2 separate regions of the Homo sapiens genome follow, and region 1 is linked to region 2. Evidence: chromatin contacts called from ENCODE Hi-C data. All regions are on one chromosome and are shown on one strand. The core of a region is the stretch at or near the end of the contact, and the rest is flanking DNA. Distances in the headings are between cores, read along the strand shown.

Region 1 (7,109 bases), core at 292-2,791, 1.2 Mb before region 2:
CACTTAGTTCTCTCGGGTTTTCCTGGGTTTTCTTCAGAAATACATAATATCCTGTTTCTTCATGAAATCCTGTTTTTATTTTACATAAAATCCTGTTTTTTCTTCAAAAATACATAAAAGCCTTCCTATTTCTGTTTGCTTCGTATTTTCCTCATATTCAAGGGGTCTGAAATTATCTCCTAGGAAGGCAATGTGCAGCAGACGGGGTCCTCTGACAAGGAATGGCGAGGGCCCCCAAGGAACTGTCATCACGCCGATAACCTTGGATAGCCACAATTTTATTTAGAATATAAAACATGGAACTCGACTTCGGAATTTTAGTCTAGAAATGGGGACTTCCCCCTAGCTTTTATGATTTTTGAAACTCCTGCTTGGACGCAATTGTCATCTTGCATAATCGACAGTAATTTTCAGGTTTATGGAATTTTGCAAACTTTAAGCAAAGCACATCAATCAGGCTCAGTGCTGCGGCTTTTCTTCGCATCACCGAGGTAGAATAGCACCTCTACTCCCAGAACTTAATCCAGGCGAATGCAGAAGGCCTTTGCTGGTTTTCTGGTTTGGGTAGTCTTTGGGTATTCACTTGGAAACAAGGCGAATTGATGGATGGATAGAGTGATGGATGGATATGTAATAAATATAATATAGTTCAATGACAGGATCCAGATGGTGGGTGTAGGAGAGTTTACTGTAGAATTCAACTTTCTGTGTATTTTAAAGGTTTTCATACTAAAATTGGTGGTGAAGTGGTGTTGTCACACAGATTTGACCAAATCCCTGCTGCGTATTAGCTGTGAGATTGGGACAACATGCCCAATACTCAAGTTTTCTTGACTGATGTGGACAATTACGTATCCCATGGGATGGTACAAAAAAGTCAAAAGAACATTCCCCGCACTACCAGAGGCCCTCGAATCAAGGGCGGCCCCGAGTGGCGGGGAAAAGAAATGCAAGCCAGCGGAGGATGCTGAATTGTGGAGGTCGGCTCTCGGAAACGCCTGCAGCCAGGCAGAGGAGTTGCGGTACCGCAGTTTCGTTGCATCGGGCTGGCCTTCAGGTTGTGCGACTCAGCCTGGAACCTCTGAATGCAAGATTCCGACCTGAGAATGCGCTTCAAGGACACCTCCGAAGCACCCAGAAAGCCACCGCCAGCCTATTTTTTACGCTCCTTTTCCAGCATGCCTCTCCCTCCCCCCAGTATCTATCTGCTCGTTCCCTAGGGGTCTTAGAAGCCTTTTGCTTCCAGAAATGACAACCATATTCCCTGACTCTACGACATCCCAGGCTGTTTATTTCGTCTTATGCCAGTTTCATTTTAGAAAATGCGAATGTTGTCACCGAACCCTGAGGAAACCTGCTGTAAAATACGCGGGTTTAGCGAGAAGAAGCGGAGCGAGTGTGCGTTGCGATCTTAAAGACTGAGGACAGCCAGCCCGAGGGCCTAGAAACAGCGTTAACCGCGCTGAGCCCGCTGCGGGAGGCGGAGGGGTTGGGGCCATGAGAGGGCGGGGCCGCATCTATGGCCCCGCCCCGGCCCTTTGTGACGCAGGACAACGCCTGCCACGCGTCGGAACTCGGCCGCGGGACATCCACGGGGCGCGAGTGACACGCGGGAGGGAGAGCAGTGTTCTGCTGGAGCCGATGCCAAAAACCATGCATTTCTTATTCAGATTCATTGTTTTCTTTTATCTGTGGGGCCTTTTTACTGCTCAGAGACAAAAGAAAGAGGAGAGCACCGAAGAAGTGAAAATAGAAGTTTTGCATCGTCCAGAAAACTGCTCTAAGACAAGCAAGAAGGGAGACCTACTAAATGCCCATTATGACGGCTACCTGGCTAAAGACGGCTCGAAATTCTACTGCAGGTAGGAAATGCTGCGAGCTGCCCGTGCGTCCAGTTGCACAAAATCTTGCCTGCCTCCACCAAGCGGAAGCCTCATTGGTTGGTTGGTTGGGGTTTTATTTTTTAACGGTAAAAGTTGAGCCCTTTATTCATTAAAAAAAATCACATTATATGGCAGTGTTTCTCTAATAAACTGAATATTTTTATTTAAAGTATTGAAAATGTTGTGGCAATAAATTATCAAAAATACGATACATCCACACACACATCAACCACCACCATTACCCTTGGGACCTCCAGAATTAAATCAAGGTTCTGCCTATAAGGATGTTCACATTTTTCCCTTGCCAGAAGTATTGAGTCTTTACGGAGGAATACATGGAATAAAGAGATTTAATTCTGGCCTTCAGAAGCACGATTTTTATAGGTTGTGGCCACTTTCTATCAAGAAAAACAGTTACTTCCCTGGTGACTTCTGGTGGGCCCTGCTCCCTCATTCCACCTGGTGCCTACTCTGATTTAATTGATGGCTTATTACTCAGAGGGAGAATCTTTTCTTTACCCTGTAAAGATAGGACTGGGAAAAACAGTTCCATCCATTTAGAATAAAATAGAGAAATTTAATAAGAATTTATACAATTTTATAATTTAATAAGAATTTAATAAATTATATCATTAGAATTTAATAAGAAAATATACCATTTTAAATTACTATTAAAATGACTTTTTGAGGCTAAAACTGCCCTATCATTTTTTTACAACAAACCCAGGGAGTTAAATGAGTTCTTTGTACAAGCCATGCACCTAGTTAGGGGCTGGAGACCCATTAAAAAGTTAACTGTTGAATAGTTTTTGTAAAGATAACAATTTTAAAAAATGAGATGGCTGTTAATGATTAACTTTGGGCAAATCATACTTCTTTCTGGTGATTATAGGGAAGTTTGAGTCAAACACCCCATTAAGGGTTTTAGAAAGAGTGATTATATGGGAATGATGGTTAGAGAGGACTCCAATTTTAAATGCCCAGCTGTATTTTCAAGTTTGATTTCTTGAAATCAGTTTACTTAAGTATTGCTTTTTGTTATAGCCGGACACAAAATGAAGGCCACCCCAAATGGTTTGTTCTTGGTGTTGGGCAAGTCATAAAAGGCCTAGACATTGCTATGACAGATATGTGCCCTGGAGAAAAGCGAAAAGTAGTTATACCCCCTTCATTTGCATACGGAAAGGAAGGCTATGGTAAGATGTTTAATTTTAATTTCTTGTTTTAGTTATATTTAAAAAATGATTAATAGATTTCTGGGTATATAGGTCTGAAAGAATTGAAAGCACAGTCTCAAAGAAATATTTGTACAGCCATGCTCATAGCAGCCATGTACAATAGACAAGAGATGGAAGCAAGCCACATGTCCATACATAGAGAAATGGATAAACAAAATGAATACATGCATATATGGAAGCCAGGCACAGTGGCTCATGCCTGTAATCCCAACACTTTGGGAGGCCAAGGTGGTAGAATCACTTGAGGCCAGGACCAGCCTGAGCAACAGCAAGACCCTGCTCTACAAAAAAAAAAAAAAAAAAAATGAAATGGAATATTATTCAGCCTTAAAAAGGAAGAAAATTCTGAGACATGCACCAACATGTATCAGCCTTGAGGACATTATGCTAAATGAAATAAACCAGTCACAAAAAGACAAATACTGTATAATTCCATTTATGTGAGGTACCTGGAGTAGTCAAATTAATAGAGACAAAGTAGAAGGGTGATTGCCAGAGGCTGAAGTGAGAGGGAAAAGGGGAATTGTTGACCAATGGGTATAGAGTTTCATTTTTGCCAGATGAAGAGTTCTGGAGATTGGTTGCATGGTAGTGTAAGCGTACTTTACTGAACAACACACTTGAAAATTGTTATGATGGTAAATTTTATGTTATGTGTATTTTACCACAATTAAAAACAAAAAAGTGAAATAAAAAATGATAGATGAAATAAAGAGAACAGTAAAGCCCAATGACCTTAAGCTCTATCTAGTTCAGTCCAGTCCCTTCTTTTTGCTTATAAGGATAATATGACATTGTTTGAATATAGATCTCTGGCCAGAGTTCTTTCTTCTACATTGTGGCAACACTCATGATGATTATATATATTCTATAAGCTCTACCTTAAGCATTTTTATTTGTTTTCAGCATATGTTATTATTACATAAATATTTATAACACAGATCTTTGGTAAGCAGTACCAAAGTTAAATTCATAAAACTCAGAAACTGGAACATGTAGGTTTAGAGTAAAAGGACAGGACGGGCACATTGTAAAAGGAACAGCTGAGATATAATGGGCTGTCAGTCATTATTACCCCAATACAGGACAAGCCTTCAAATGTGCAAGAAATGATCTTATTCTTTCAATATCTTGTCATTTTAAAAATCCTACAGCAAAAAGATCTGAAAACCTAGGTAAAGCAAATAAGCGGGAAAAATGTTTGTAACATGTATGAAGACTTGCTAACCAATAATGAAAATGACATATCCCTAGAAATGGGCCAAATTCATAAATAAGCACCCACTAACAAAAAACTACAAATGGCCTTTAAGTCTATGAGAATACTTAATTTTATTCATAAAGAGAAATTAAAAATGAGACATCATATTTCACTCATCAGATTAGCAAACACAAAACAACTTGGCAAAAGCATGGAAAAACCAGCATTATTGCTGGGAATGGAAATCATTCAACTTCTCTATCAACTGTTATCAAAAGTGAAAATGCAGGCCCGGGTGTGGTGGCTCATGCCTGTAATTCCAGCACTTTGGGAGGCTGAAGTGGGCAGATCACTTCAGGTCAGGAGTTCGAGACCAGTCTGGCCAATATGGTGAAACCCCGTCTCCACTAAAAATACAAAAATTAGCTGGGTGTGGTAGAGTGTGCCTGTAATCCCAGCTACTTGGGAGGCTGAGGCAGGAGAATCGCTCGAACCTGGGAGGCAGAGGTTGCAGTGAGCCAAGATTGCGCCACTGCACTCCAGCCTGGGCAACAGAGCGAGACTCCATCTCAAAAAAAAAAGTGAAAATGCACGTGCCTTCTTATCCAATAGTTCCATTTCCAGGAATGTGCACAAAGGTATATGTAAAAGAACATTCACTGCAGGCATTTTTGGGTGGGAGGGTGGCAAAAGGTTGGAAACCACCTGCCTATCCATCAATAGGAAATTAGTTAAATAAATTATAGTATATCTATACAATGAATTACTGTGTAACCAGTAAAAAGAATGAAGTAGAGCTATACTTATTAATATGTTAAAAATAAAGTGGAGGCCAGGCATGGTGGCTTCATGCCTATAATCCCAGCACTTTGAGAGGCTAAGGTGGGAGGATCACTTGAGCCCAGGAGTCTGAAAGCAGCCTGGGCAATGTAGGGAGACACAATCTCTACAGAAAATTAAAAAGTTAGCCAGGCGTGGCGGTATCCGCCTGTGGTCCCAACTACTCAGGGGGCTGAGATGGGAGGATCCCTGGAGCCTGGGAGGTCGAGGCTGCGGTGAGCTGTGATTGTGCCACTGCACTCCAATCTGGGCAACACAGCAAGACCCTGGCTCAAAAAAAAAAGTGGACAAGACTATATTCCACTTTTGGGATATATATTGAGCATCAGTGCCAGGCTTTGTTCTAGGCACTGGGCATAAAGCAGTGACCAAAGTAGACACTACTCCCAATCCTCTATGAGCTTTCATTTCAGAGGAGGAGTTTCACATATGCATGTATCTACACAGAATACATCTGGAAGAATATGCAGTCATCTGATGACATTAAGTGTTCCTGGGAAGGAGGCCTCAGGGTCAAGGATGAGAAGATTTCTTTTCACTCTAACATTTTGTACCATTTGAAAGTTTTATAAGGCATGTATTAATTTTTCCAAAATTAAAATTTTAAATTACAAAAATTGCATGTAGCAGAACAGAGAAGAAAATTTTTAAAGCAGGCAGGAGGATGGGCAGCCTGATAGGCTGTACCTTGCATCCTTAGTTAGGTTCTTGCTCCGTGTTGCTGCTTGAAGGCTATACAGAAAGAATCTTTGCCTCCTTACCCTATTTAGAGCCACTGCTGACTCCACCGGTTTGAAATAGTAAAGATTAATTTTCCACAATGAGATATTGGCATTGCTCCCAAATATTTCATGGAAGTGGCATGCCTTCTTTGAGGCAGTTGTCTTAGTCATTAAGAGTTCTTTCCAGCAAAATCGGGGCATCAGTGCCCCACACTGGATTGGCGGGTGGTGGGGGGGTGTCAGTGCTTTGAGTCAGACCCAGTCAGGCTTAAAACTCCTAAAGAGACAATTTCCAGATAACTTCAGCTTTATTTTTAATGCTTTTTGCCAATAATTTGATCCCATCAGAACAGCTCCCATGGTACCATAATTCATATATCCTGTTTTTATTTGTATAGGAACCTAGGAGAAAGAGAAGGAAAATTGAAAATAAATTAAGTCAAATGCAATACTTGTGCTAAAAATGTTGTCAAAAGTTGAGGCCACTTCTAGGCAAAATGTTGGAGGCAGAGTTTGCCTTTCAGTCTCTTTCTCATTTTCAAAGTTTTCCTTTCTGTCTTGCGTTGTGTCTTCAGATGCCTCCACATTCTGCCTACCACTAGAGCACCCACTCTCCTATCTGCCTAGAGCACACACATCTGTCATCATCAGGTGCTCATCCAGGGTTCACCGCCATCAGGCAAAGGACCACTTAGCTTATCTTTTTCATAAACTAATTTATGCTTAGATATGAATGACTACCCAGGCTGCCTAAGCTCTTAATAAATCAGAAACTTGCTGCAGAGATATAGAAGTTTGATGTGAAACAAGTTCATATTCAATTGGAGGTATCTCTAACAAACATTAAAGTGATTAATCTCACTAGTAATACCACCAGCACCCTCATTTTACAGAGTAAGAAACTGAGGCCCAAAAAAAGTGTTAATTGGACCATAGTTAATACTGACCTTGCCTGCGTTACATTAGGCATTGTAATCCAATACCTTGGATTACATTATTTTAAAAGTTGCAGTGTAGACCTTAAGTAACTGTTTAACAAACAACCTCTTGATTAAATAAGCATTTAAAAGTAAGTTGTTATTAAGACCTAACATTAGCTATAACTTTATTTTAGGTAGTACTTGAAGAAGTCTTTCTTCTGCAAAATATCCTTGTCTCATGTCACAGAACAACCCTGCATGTCTTGAAATGCATGTGACTTGTTAGTGCTTAAATAACAATACAT
Region 2 (7,167 bases), core at 4,523-7,022:
ACTACCAATGTATCAGAATTGGCAATCAAAGTGAAATTTGCTTCCCATCTCCGGGCCAGAAGACGTCTAAGGTTTTTTTTTAATTCTAATATTACTCAAAGGGCAAAATGAGAGTCCATGGAATAGAAAGTGTCAGGAGACAATTATGTTGGCAAATCTCATTTCCCTTTTTTATTTTCCAGCCTCCAAGAATGTTATAGATTATCTGTAAGGTCTGTTTATGAGGATGCTCTGCTCTTCCATTCGTTGTAGTCTGCTTTTTGTTTGTTCAAAGTGGAAATAGTTTAATTGTTTTTATCCCTTAATTCTAAAAATGCTTTCTGTAAGGATTTGAATAATACAGAAAAATACAAAGATGGAAATGAAAATTATCTGATATTCTACTCCCATTATTAATATTTGAGAACTGTCCTTGAAGACATAGCTCTAGGCATAATGTTTTTCTGTATTTTATTTTCCCCACAAAGCGATGTTACGTTTGGGCTACTTTGCCTGTTACTGAGAGGCTGCAGTTCTTAATCTCTATTCATAAAATTTTGTCTTTGGTAATTCCTGTTCTGCTGAGTTAAACGTTGCAAATATAGCAGTAAATTGGAAGAGAAAGGATCTTTAGAACCTTACAACAACTACACTTAAAGATGTGGTAAAATTCTCCAGGCTCCACTCAAATAAATACAAAATGGAAAGATTTACAAAGCTTGTGGTTATAATTCAATTTGAAAATAAAACAGATCCAGTGGCATGGGAGAAAAGCAACGTTCTTTCCTTACTCCCACACCCTACTCCCACCTTTTTTCTTCTTCTTATAAAAGTAATGTATGCTGGCCAGTCACAATGGCTCATGCCTGTAATCCCAGCACTTGGGGAGGCTGAGGCAGGAGGACTGCTTGAGGCCAGGAGTTTGAGACCAGCCTGGGCAACATAGTGAGACTACCCCCTCTACAAAAAATTTTAAAATTAGCAGGGCATGGTGGTGCATGCTTGTCATCCCAGCTACTCAGGAGGCTGAAGTGGGAAGATTACTTGATCCCAGGAGGTCTAGGCTGCAATAAGCCATGATAGCACCACTGCATTCCAGCCTGGGTAACAGAGCGAGACCCTGTCTCAAAAAAAAAAAAGTATGTTTATTTATTTAGAACAATGTAAACATGGAAAAATGAGAAAAAAAAGTCATCAGTCTCCATCTAGTCAAAATAATTACGGTTAACATTTTGGAGTATATGCATTCTGTCTTTTTTTTCTGTGCATATATATTTATATAGGTATCAACACATAAAATTCAAAGGACTCTTTTAAACATTTTTCTCTTTACTCACTGCATTGCTGTTGCTGCAGGATACTTTTTCTTTATGAGCAGGAAACTACACAAGTTAAAACTGGCTTTGGAGATGTACAGCTCATTGTACCAGTAGTTTGCACAGTGAGGTGTACACCCCAGGGAACCAAGGATGCGGGTGTGTTTTGAAATTAATACACCAAATATTTTGAACACTGCTTTACTGGAGTTTGTTATTTTATTTACTTATTTATTTTTCGAGATGGAGTTTCGCTCTTGTTGCCCAGGCTGGAGTACAATGGCGCGATCTCGGCTCACTGCAACCTCCGCCTCCCGGATTCAAGCAATTCTCCTGCCTCAGCCTCCTGAGTAGCTAGCATTACAGGCATGCACCACCATGCCAAGCTAATTTTGTATTTTTAGTAGAGACAGGGTTTCTCCATGTTGGTCAGGCTGATCTCAAACTCCCGACCTCAGGTGATCCGCCCACCTTGGCCTCCCTGGGATTATAGGTGTGAGCCACCGCGCCTGGCCTATACTGGAGTTTAGTTTATCCACTGGGCAGGTTGCTCAAGTTCAAACTCCCTAAGCAGATATTCAGCGAGTATCTTACATAACTGGCACAAATGAGGTCATATCACGGTCAGAACCTCTGTATGCATTTATCCCTCCATCTACTTCATTGATAAAATGTCTGTGTTCGTGAAGTGTATTTTGATAAGGAGACTATCTCTCCATCGTCTAATAAAATGAAACTTATGCATGGTGTGATGAGGTTTTTTACTTTGTATGTAGCAACAAAGATATGTTATGGGAAAGACAGCTTCCTCATTCCCAGGGAAGTCATTTTCTTCTGAGAGTCTGAGTTTTATTAAATCACCAAGTATCATCTCCCTGTTTGTGCTCCCAATGTTGGTTAACAAACAAAGAGCAGCCAGGGGAAACCCTGCCTTTGATAGTCACCATACATACAGTATGCTGTTTTGGTTATCAATTGCTATGAAACAAACCACCCCCAAATTTAATAGCTGAAAGTGATTTATTATAATTTCTCACAGTTCTTGGTGTTGACTTAGCTTAGCCAGGGAGTCTTCTGCCGGTCTTGCTTACAGTCTCTTGTATGTGACTGCAGTCATATAGCAGCTGGAGCTGGAGTTCTTTGGGGGCTTGAATAGGTGGGCTCGAAGGTCCAAGATGGTTTCTTCATTCACATGTCTGGTGTGTTGGTTCACATAGTCTCTCTCTCTCCATTTAGAGTTTCATCTTCCATGACTTTTCCCATGGCCTCTCTTTCCATCAAGGTAGTCAGACCTCTTAGGATGATGGCTGACTTCCAAGAGTATAAAATTAAAAGCTGTCAGGGCTTTTTCAAGCTTAGGTTAAAACCTGGCATAATGTCACTTCTGGCCTCTTTCCATACCTTAAAGCAAGTTGCAGGGCCAGCCATGCTTGTTTCAATATGAGGGGACTAGACAAATGCCTCAATATCAGGAGAGGTGGTTTACTGGGTGCCATCTTTGGAAGCTTTCTATACTTTACACTGGACAAAGTAGAATTTCAACTACAATTCTAAAAGATTATGAATATTTTCTGGCTCAAACATGGAGAACAATTGAGAGGAAGTGACAGAGAGAGGAAGAAGCCTCAAAGTGATGGAGGATTTTGAAACAATCGGTACTTTCTTGCACCTTGCAACTTGGCAGATTGGAGCACAAAGGAGGTGGAACTAAGGGGTCAATGCATCACCATTATCCAGACTTCTTATACCCAGAAGACTTACTTGATGATACTTTTTTTTTAGACAGAGTCTCACTCTGTCGCCAGGCTGGAGTGCAGTGGCGTGATCTCGGCTCACTGCAACCTCCGCCTCCTGGGTTCAAGCAATTCTCCTGCCTCAGCCTCCCTGAGTAGCTGGGACTACAGGCGCATGCCACCACAACCAGCTAATTTTTGTATTTTTTAGTAGAGACAGGGTTTCACCACGTTGGCCAGGATGGTTTTGATCTCTTGACCTCGTGATCCGCCAGCCTCGGCCTCCCAAAGTGCTGGGATTATAGGCGTTAGCCAGAGCACCTGGCCAATGATGCTTATTTTTTATGAGCAATCTGGAGCAAGGTATCACAATTGACACATCTCAAGCATGTAGGGAAGGCCGTCTTCCCAAAGACAGCAAATGATTCAGGAATCAATGAAAAGGTACAAGAGTCAATAGAACATAAAACCAATTGGAGGGTATTTTTCCCAAATAGTAGCGAGGAGAGCCTGGCAGCAAAAAAGGATCCCATGGCAGCAAGACAGGAGAGAAAAACCAGCACCTCCTCTTTCTTGTTCTTTCTTGCTCCTCCAGAGCTTCTCAACATGCATTATCTGTGCCCTCCTAACACAATAGGCAGGTTTGGAGGGCAAAGCAAGGGCTCAGGCTCTCATATGAAGACAATCACATTCCAGAGTCTGCCAAGATTGGGCACCTCCTTGACGTGGGTGGTCTTGAGAATGGGGTTCCCTTTATTTGGCTAAACCAAATGCCAAACAGCTTTTCCTTAGTGTTTGTTTTTCTTAAACAAGTTCAAACTCTTATCATATTGCTCCCCTCCCTTTGAAAATATGTACTCTGCAGATGCCTGAAATAACACACTCTCAGCAAATTGCAGCATTGGAAAAGTGAAGGTTATTTCATTCAGTCTAAACTCAATGGAAATTTTGTGGCTTAACAAGGAAATACCAAATACTTTATAAACTCCTTTAGAGCAGTAACCATGTCATATGACTCTGGTATCTCCTACCTACTAGGCTCATTGTCTACCTTCTCTGATGTCGTAATTTTAATAAGTAACTTGAATTGTTAACAATTTACTCTTGTCTTTTTCTTGGACTCAGAAATGTTATTTTATTATTATGTCTCTGCATCTTTCATGTGAGGTCCTTTGCAAACAGTTTTCTCCTAACTTGTTTTCATTGTGCAGATCATGTTGCAGGGTTTTCACATAACAGCTGAAAGGAATTAATAGGAGTTAAAGAAGCTTGCTTCAATTACAAGTAATTAATTTAGGCTTCACTTATCTCAAGGAATATCTGAATATACAAATTTACACATAAATCCTGGGAGTGTCAAATTATGCAACCTAGAGAAAGTAAGCTCTGCAGCTTTTTGGGCGTTGATTGCTATAGTCAGGGGTGTGTGTGTGGTTTTTGAATGAAATAGCAAAACCACTGCCAGTATTATCTACTTCACCTGGTTTTGAATAATTCCAGGAAGCTAGAAACTGAAAACCAGTCTTGTATAGAGTTAGAAAGATTGTAAATGCAGAAGAGGAAGAAAAAAACAAAACTAAACCATTTATCTATCCTCTTTGAACCCTTATAAGAGTTCACAATATTCCTCGTTTCAAATACTTGAAGTCTTCTCTGGGCAATGATTAATTTTTAAATAATTGTTTTTAATGTAAGACATAAAACATACGCACTGCAGATTTAAAGCATACTTGGAAGTAACAAGGAGAAACATAAAAATCGTTGATTCCACAGCATTTAATATATTGGTAACCTTCAATTTTTTTCTAGGCACGTTTTTATAAAATGAGCCAATACTATACAAACGTTTTTGTAACTTTTTTTAATTTGTACTATTTTGTGAGTACGTGAAAAAGAAATTTGTAAAGAGTAAACGATTACAGCATGTTGTGGTATTACACACTGTTGAAGGGCGCCATCTGTGGCGTGGTGGCTGCGCTTTGGTGGGAAGAGGTTCTCTTGGGGTTCCCGTTTTTCTCCCAGCTCTGGGTGGGCAATACTGACCACTCTCCGACCTAAAGGGGCTTCTCCGTTTGCCTTTGACGACCTGAGCTTAGGAGAATGGAGACACGTGGGAGTTCAGAGGAGGGCGTTCAGGGTGACTGCGAACACGAGCTGCCGGAGCTGTCCACATCTCCCCTAGGCAGGGCCCACTGGCCCCAGCCCGGGAAGGGAGCAAGGGCGGGAGGGCAGTTGGCAGTGGCACGGTCTGGGTCCAAATCTTTAGCCCCCCCCACCCCGGCTGGCGCCATTCTCGGGCGGTAAAGTGAGATAAAAGCAGGGCAAGGTTCTGCAACTCCAAATCAGGGAGGCGCAGCTCCTACACCAACGCCTTTCCGGGGCTCCGGGTGTGTTTGTTCCAACTGTTTAAACTGTTTCAAAGCGTCCGAACTCCAGCGACCTTCGCAAACAACTCTTTATCTCGCGGGCGAGAGCGCTGCCCTTATTTGCGGGGGAGGGCAAACTGAACGCCGGCACCGGGGAGCTAACGGAGACCTCCTCTAGGTCCCCCGCCTGCTGGGACCCCAGCTGGCAGTCCCTTCCCGCCCCCGGACCGCGAGCTTCTTGCGTCAGCCCCGGCGCGGGTGGGGGATTTTCGGAAGCTCAGCCCGCGCGGCCGGCGGGGGAAGGAAGGGCCCGGACTCTTGCCCCGCCCTTGTGGGGCGGGAGGCGGAGCGGGGCAGGGGCCCGCCGGCGTGTAGCCGATTACCGAGTGCCGGGGAGCCCGGAGGAGCCGCCGACGCAGCCGCCACCGCCGCCGCCGCCGCCACCAGAGCCGCCCTGTCCGCGCCGCGCCTCGGCAGCCGGAACAGGGCCGCCGTCGGGGAGCCCCAACACACGGTCCACAGCTCATCATGATGGACTTGGAGCTGCCGCCGCCGGGACTCCCGTCCCAGCAGGTGCTGCCTCGGCCCTCTGGGCCCTGCGGTGGTGCCGGGACGGGGGCGGGGGAGCTAGGGAACCGCGGCCCGGGAGGGACAGCCGCAACCGGCTTCCCCCACGTCTGGCCAGAGCCAGGACCGCGGCGCTGGGTAGAGCCGCCGCGCTTGCGCCGGGGCAGGGCGGGGAGGGGCAGCGGGGACGCGGCCGGGTGATCCGACCGACCACGAGCCCGAGGGCGAACGGGTGGGAAGTTGCGGGAAGGTCTGGGGACTGAGCCCGCTCGCGTGGGCCTTGGGGGAGAATCCAGCCGCGTCCCCGGGCCCGAGAGCTGGGACTCCGGAGCCCCTAAGTTTGAGCGGCCCGGTGGGCGGCGGGGCAAGAGGGGGCGGACGCTGGCCGTCTGAGCCGGCGCGGCCCGGCCCTTCCGGGGCTGCGCGGCTCCCCCGCCTCGGTGCCGGCAAAAATGTGCCTAGTCACGGGGCCGCTCTCGGGGGAACTGAGGTCGCCTTCGGGCTGGGACCCGGAGCCCCTTCGCCGCGCCCCAAGACCTCCTTGAGTGCGGGCTGCGACGCGCTCACCCCGCTGGGCCGTCTGTGGGCGCGGCTTTGCGAAGTCATCCATCTCTCGGATCACTCTCTGGCAGCCTTGAGCTCTCTTGAAAGCCCAGCCCCGGGACGAGGGAGGAGCGCCTTAAGTGCCCAGCGGGCTCAGAAGCCCCGACGTGTGGCGGCTGAGCCGGGCCCCGCGCACTTTCTCGGCCGGGGAGGGGTTCGGGCTCGGGCACCCGGAGTTGGCCCCTCGTAACGCCGCGGGAAAGTGCGGGCGAGGGCAGTGGACTCTGAGGCCGGAGTCGGCGGCACCCGGGGCTTCTAGTTCGGACGCGGTGCCCCCTGGTGGCGCTCACCGCGCGCGTGGCCTTGGCTTCCGTGACAGCGCTCGGTTGGCCGTCACAGCAGCCCTCGGTTGGCCCTTTCCTGCTTTATAGCGTGCAAACCTCGCCGCGCCAGGGCCAAGGGACAGGTTGGAGCTGTTGATCTGTTGCGCAATTGCTATTTTCCCCAGAGCGGCTTTGTCTTTGGATTTAGCGTTTCAGAATTGCAATTCCAAAATGTGTAAGACGGGATATTCTCTTCTGTGCTGTCAAGGGTAAGAGTTGCGAGTGTAGATTAGAATTTCTGTTGCTTTTAGTCTGTTAGTAATTTTTTGCTTTCAGCTAT

The links. A loop is a pair of places that touch in the nucleus more often than their neighbours do. Pooled maps may share reads with other maps.
Region 1: a map of CD8-positive, alpha-beta T cell shows a loop between it and region 2 (16-fold over the local background). The contact joins the promoter of FKBP7 here to the promoter of NFE2L2 in region 2. A Hi-C loop is called at or near these places in 2 of 168 maps with a recorded cell type or tissue (CD8-positive, alpha-beta T cell and ascending aorta) and 8 of 50 pooled maps.

The regions. Positions count from the first base shown.
Region 1 is chr2:178,473,032-178,480,140 of GRCh38, reverse strand. It overlaps FKBP7 (FKBP prolyl isomerase 7), which reads left to right and starts at 1,541. Exons shown (of 4, transcript NM_181342.3): 1 at 1,541-1,862; 2 at 2,928-3,079. The coding sequence starts at 1,642. It overlaps LOC124906102 (a long non-coding RNA gene), which reads right to left. Exons shown (of 2, transcript XR_007087322.1): 2 at 6,174-6,286.
Region 2 is chr2:177,263,332-177,270,498 of GRCh38, reverse strand. It overlaps NFE2L2 (NFE2 like bZIP transcription factor 2), which reads left to right and starts at 5,772. Exons shown (of 5, transcript NM_006164.5): 1 at 5,772-5,967. The coding sequence starts at 5,923. RefSeq lists silencers at 5,629-6,498, 6,759-6,918 and an enhancer at 6,599-7,167.